Regions from separate parts of the Mus musculus genome. Here region 2 is linked to region 1. The links are chromatin loops, found by intact Hi-C in ENCODE. Cell type or tissue: left cerebral cortex. All regions are shown on one strand.

What was found. A loop is a pair of places that touch in the nucleus more often than their neighbours do. Peaks named below come from ENCODE experiments on the same cell type or tissue, not always from the same donor. Only the 100,000 strongest peaks of a DNase experiment are listed, where the experiment ranks them.
Region 2: a loop joins it to region 1, with 9 times the contacts of the local background. A loop is called at or near these places in 5 of 42 quality-filtered maps.

What each region holds. Positions count from the first base shown.
Region 1 is chr15:95,597,354-95,599,853 of GRCm38, reverse strand. It overlaps Gm31551 (a long non-coding RNA gene), which reads left to right and starts at 480. Exons shown (of 3, transcript XR_384379.1): 1 at 480-521; 2 at 605-773. In left cerebral cortex, a CTCF peak has its summit at 1,047 (motif pointing left); a DNase peak (open chromatin) is centred at 1,037.
Region 2 is chr15:95,692,475-95,694,974 of GRCm38, reverse strand. No RefSeq gene overlaps it. Among named protein-coding and RNA genes, the nearest start is that of Dbx2, 39 kb to the right of the region's middle. In left cerebral cortex, a CTCF peak has its summit at 1,001 (motif pointing right); a DNase peak (open chromatin) is centred at 1,040.

The DNA.
Region 1 (2,500 bases):
CACTAATGTAAATGGTGACCTTGACAGAAACCATTGGAAAATTTTATAATCTCCCCACCCCTCCAAGACAGGGTCTTACTATAGTCCAGGCTGGCCTTGAGTTCACTCTAATTCTCCTATGTTAGTCTCCTGAGTGCTGGAATTCCAGGTGTGAATCAGTGTGCTGGGCTTAAGGGTCTTTACCTCATCAAACCTGTTCCTTTACTCAGGTCACACAGTATTATTGTGATGGTTGACATAAACAATGTATAGGAAGGGACATATTAAATAATACATAATTGCAGCTTGTAAGCCATTAAGTGAGATGGATTGCAGATGACAAATGCTTATACAGACTGCCCATCTCTGACTTGAAAACTTGCTCTTCTCCACCTCCCCTTCCAGCCCTGCTGAACTCTACACATTTATGTGGCTTCTTCCACACTGTCTCCCTCTGTCTCCACTTCTAGTCCGCCCCCCCCCCCCATGCTTTCTTTTCGCAAAACCTGACGCATCGCAAGAGCTTGGCAGATGTTGAATTGGTAAGTGAATTTATTAATTCCAAGCTCTACTTATTTCCTTTTTATTACCCAAATAAAATAATCTTTCATATTTTTCCTCCAAGAAATCACGGAGAGATACTGATTAAATTCTAGGTCGCGCCCTGCAGGGAAAACCAAGGTCAGCACACATACCTCTTCTCTTCAGACGATTTCTTGCTATCTGGGGACAGGGCATATTCCCTGCAGCTAAGTGCTGTGTTGGAAGAGAGAGCCAAATAAGTTCCAAGAAAGGTAAGAGTAAAATGTGGTGTGTGTGTGTGTGTGTGTGTGTGTGTGCGTTGCAGATGCATTGAAGAATGACTACATTGGTTAGACACAATAGAGCAGAGTTCAGAGTTCAGTTCATGCAATGGGAAGAGTCCTGGGGTAAATAGAGACACAGAGAGAGGGTGTGAGCAAGTGTTTTATCAGGGGCACAGAATTCATGCAGGGACACAGTAGAATGCTCAGATGGAAAGGCAGATGGGAACCTGCCTTGATTAGCTCCACCTAGTGGCTTCAGCACTGAACTCTCCAGGAGGGAGGGAGGGAGAACTCACTAGTTATCAGGTTGGACTGAGTGGGCCACTCCCCTTTCTTCTGCATCCTAACATTTACTTGAATTATCGAAACCCATTTTCTATGCTTACAAATAGCTCTTCAGAGTCTTTTATGTGCTTAATGGGGAGATACATGGAAACTCCCGTGAATCAAATTATTTGCCCACTTGCATTCCTCATAGAATGGTTTTCGGCAAACACAGAGATACAGGCAATACACGTGGTTGTGGCCCTTTCACAAAATACAACATATTTCCTGGTATTTGTTCTTATCAGCTAGATATGCCTAAAGGACAGGGCGGTAACTAATCAAAAGTTTAATAGTTATGGGTTTTAAACAGTTCAGTTCTTATACAGGAAATAATACACTTAAAAAATGTTTGGCAGGTACGTAGGTTCGGTATACATGGATGAAACTGCTGAAAGACTATGAAAGAGAGGGAACTCTGGTCTAAGTCTACCAAAGACTTACACAAGCTTATTCTTAACCAATGCACTTATTCTTAGTGTTGGATCTGTCTCAGTGAGTGGTCCAACAGGAATGCTATATAACTACTACATTTTGTTTCTTTGGATTTTGGTGAGGTCTATGTTGCCTAGGTTATCCCAGAGCTCATGTTCATAAGTAGTTATGTTAAGTATCTGGAGCTCTAGTTGTATATTACAGTCCTCAGTTACCAATAATCAAGTATCGATATCTTCCTAGAAATCCATAAATATTTACAATGACTTATTGCATGCAATAATATCACAATGTTGCTGAGGCAGAAACAAAAATAGAGAGGAATAATGTGCCCAGGATAATGTGTGGCAAATAAGTAGGCTGGGGTTTCTAATAATCCGTGACAGTCTGGGAGGCTTGTGTGTGTGTTCCTGTACATGGATGCCCCCACGCATCTGCTATCTTTTATTCTACAGACTTTTCCACATTGAGTTTTCTAGAATTCCTAGCTGAGATGCCCCAAGTACTCTGGGCTGCAAAATTCTCAGCAGACACCATGTCTTGGGCATTCATATTCCTGGGTTCCTTTAGTGAAATTGCCACCCTGCTGTCAGAATGCCATGTTTCCATTCTTATTTCTGATTCCAGGTGTTTTATCATCTCCTCTGGGACTGATAAGTCCATCTAGGTAGCAGCTTATTTGCATGGAGGCTGAGCCCTTTCAGGGTGTTACACAGAAGAATTCCTAGGAAATATTTTTTCAATATTTTAAGAAACAACTTATTTTATTTATTTTTTTTGAAAAACTTGTTTACTACTTTTACTTTCTCATCAACTAAAAGCAGAATTTATGTTTATGAGAAAACAATTTGGCACACATATAAGCAGAGGAGGGAAAATAAGAGGACTCAGAATTTCATTAGGCACATATAATACAGTGACTTCTTGGTGTACTATGTAATCCTTCCTGACATATT
Region 2 (2,500 bases), 95 kb before region 1:
GCCTGCTTAAGACATGCACAAGACCAAGCCACTCAGTAGACGGAGGAGGAAGGATCTCACGAGGAGCTATTGGCAGGGGATAGTCAGAGGGAGGTGGCGTGGCTCATGGTAGGTTGTGTCCGTTCTCCAGTGGATAATGCCCAATACTCTTGCAGTACAGGCAGCAGTAATTAGACTCAGTGGGGAGAAAAAAACAAGAAGTTTGGAGGGGGATTGTGAGGGAAGTCAGGGAGGGGTTGGAGAAGGAAGGAGGCGGGCTGGATATGATCTAAAAACACTGTATGAGGTTACCAAGGTCTGAGTAAAATCTTTATTGAATAAATAAAGAAGGCAGAATAAGAATCTAAAATATTCTAACAAGAGAGGCCATGGCAAACCCTGCAGAGATGTAAGGAGGGATTAGTGAGGAGGGAGTCTCCAGGTGGGAAGGCAGCTCAGGATGCCATTAATCCATTATTGCTAAAGGAAGAATTTTATTCATGATTGTGATGGAAACGGTCATTCTTTCTTTCTCCTCCTCCTCCTCTTCCTCCTCCTCTCCCTCCTCCTCCTTCTCTTCTTCTTCTTCCTCCTCCTCTTCTTCCTCCTCCTCCTCTTCTTCCTCCTCCTTTTCCTCCTTCTCTTTCTCCTCCTCCTCCTTCTTCTCTTCTTCCTCTTCCTCCTCCTCTTCCTCCTCTTCCTCCTCCTCCTTTCCCTCCAGTTCCTGTTCCTCCTGCTTCTCCTGCTTCTCATGTATCCCAGGCTAGCTTTTAACTCACTATGTAGCCTAGGCTGGCCTCAAATTTGTGACAAGCCCCCAGCCACAGATTCCTGAGTGCTGGGCTCACAAGCATGTGCCACTACCCATGGCATGTCACCTTCTGTTTAAGACACTGAAATTTTGTTTTACTAACCAGAAGAGGAACGGAAGCCCCTGTGATGATGCCACTCAGGTTGTTGATTTGAAGCCATACTTGGCCCAGATCTATCTTTCTCACTCAGTGGCTGGTGGTTGTGTGGACTGCAGGGGGCAATGTTCTCCAAATGTCTAAGAAGCACACAGGGCTGGCAAATGTCCACCTTCCTCTGAGGACTGAGAGTTTGGACTGGTTACTCCATCCTCAAAGGAAAGGGACCGGATCTGTGAGTGCTGTGGGTGCTACTTGAATTTGGGTAGATGTGAATACAAATCATTTGCTAAGAACTTTGAACACCCATGCATTTGTGATTTCGAGTTCCTTCTAGAAAGGACAACTTCATCTTACCATTATACTTGCAGCCTCAGAGTGGTGATAATACTATCTTCAGTCACAATGAGATTTTACTTTTGTTTTTATGTTTTTCTTTTTTTGAGAAAGGGCCTCACTGTATAGCCCAACTAGCAATCCTCCTGCCTCTGTCTCTTGATCTCTTGAATGCTGGGATTAGAAATGAGAGCCAACTACCACATTCGGTTTAAATTGAGTTTCTTTATAAATGTTTATATGTGTAAAATGGAGGAATAGAACAATAGAATGTGATAAAAAATTCATACACGAAGACTCAAAGGATCCTAACATTATTAATTATAAAGCTTGCATCAAGAACACACCCATACAGTTAGGTGCTTACTAAGTTGGCCTGGATCAAATGCTGGTTCCCTTCTGGTAGAATGGACACGGGTAAGACTTTCCCAGTTTTTCTTTGTTTGGTTTTGAGACAGAGTCTTGCTGTAAAGCTCAGGTTGGCCTTAAACTCATAATCCTGGTGTCTCAGTTTCCCAAGTGCTGCGATCACAGGGGTGTATCTCCACGACAGGCTTGGAAGATCTTCCTGAGGAGCAGTTTGCAGTTAAATGGAAACTGTTCACTCTCCAATAATCTAGAAATGTCTCACCAAAAAAAAAAAAAATCACAACGCCATAGAGATGTGGCGAGAGGCTAGCTTTTACAGTGTTATTTATTATTCAGAAACACAAGAGGCCAGACTACTGCATAAGAGCAGCTTTCTGGAGGATTTTTAACTTGGTTGGGAGGAGGGAGGTAGTGACTTCTATGTTCATTTTAATTCCCTTGAAAAAAAATCACATTAGAACATTTTAAAATGCTCAAGGAATTAGAATTAGTTTACTTATTACTTTTTAATGCTTTATCTGTATTTGTGTGTCTGTGTATGTGCACATGTGAGTGCAGGTGCACGTGGAAGCCATATAGACAGAGCCAGATTCCCTGGAACTGCAGTTGAAAGTGGTTGTGAGCTACCCAAAAGTGGGTTCTGGGGATTGAACTCCCGTCCTCTGGAAGAGTCGCGAGCTTTCTTAACCACTGAGCCATCTCTTCAACCCCAGAATTAATATTTTAAGAGTTATTCAAATTTTCTTAATTTATTTTATCAGTACTCTACTATATTATATCCGTGCTGTGAAAGAGTAAACATGACTTAGCATTTTGTCAGTTAATCATTTTGTCAGCCGAATCAGCAACCAATCATCTTCAGAAACATGAATTTAAATAGTAATTACTCTATGATAGTGCCCATATCT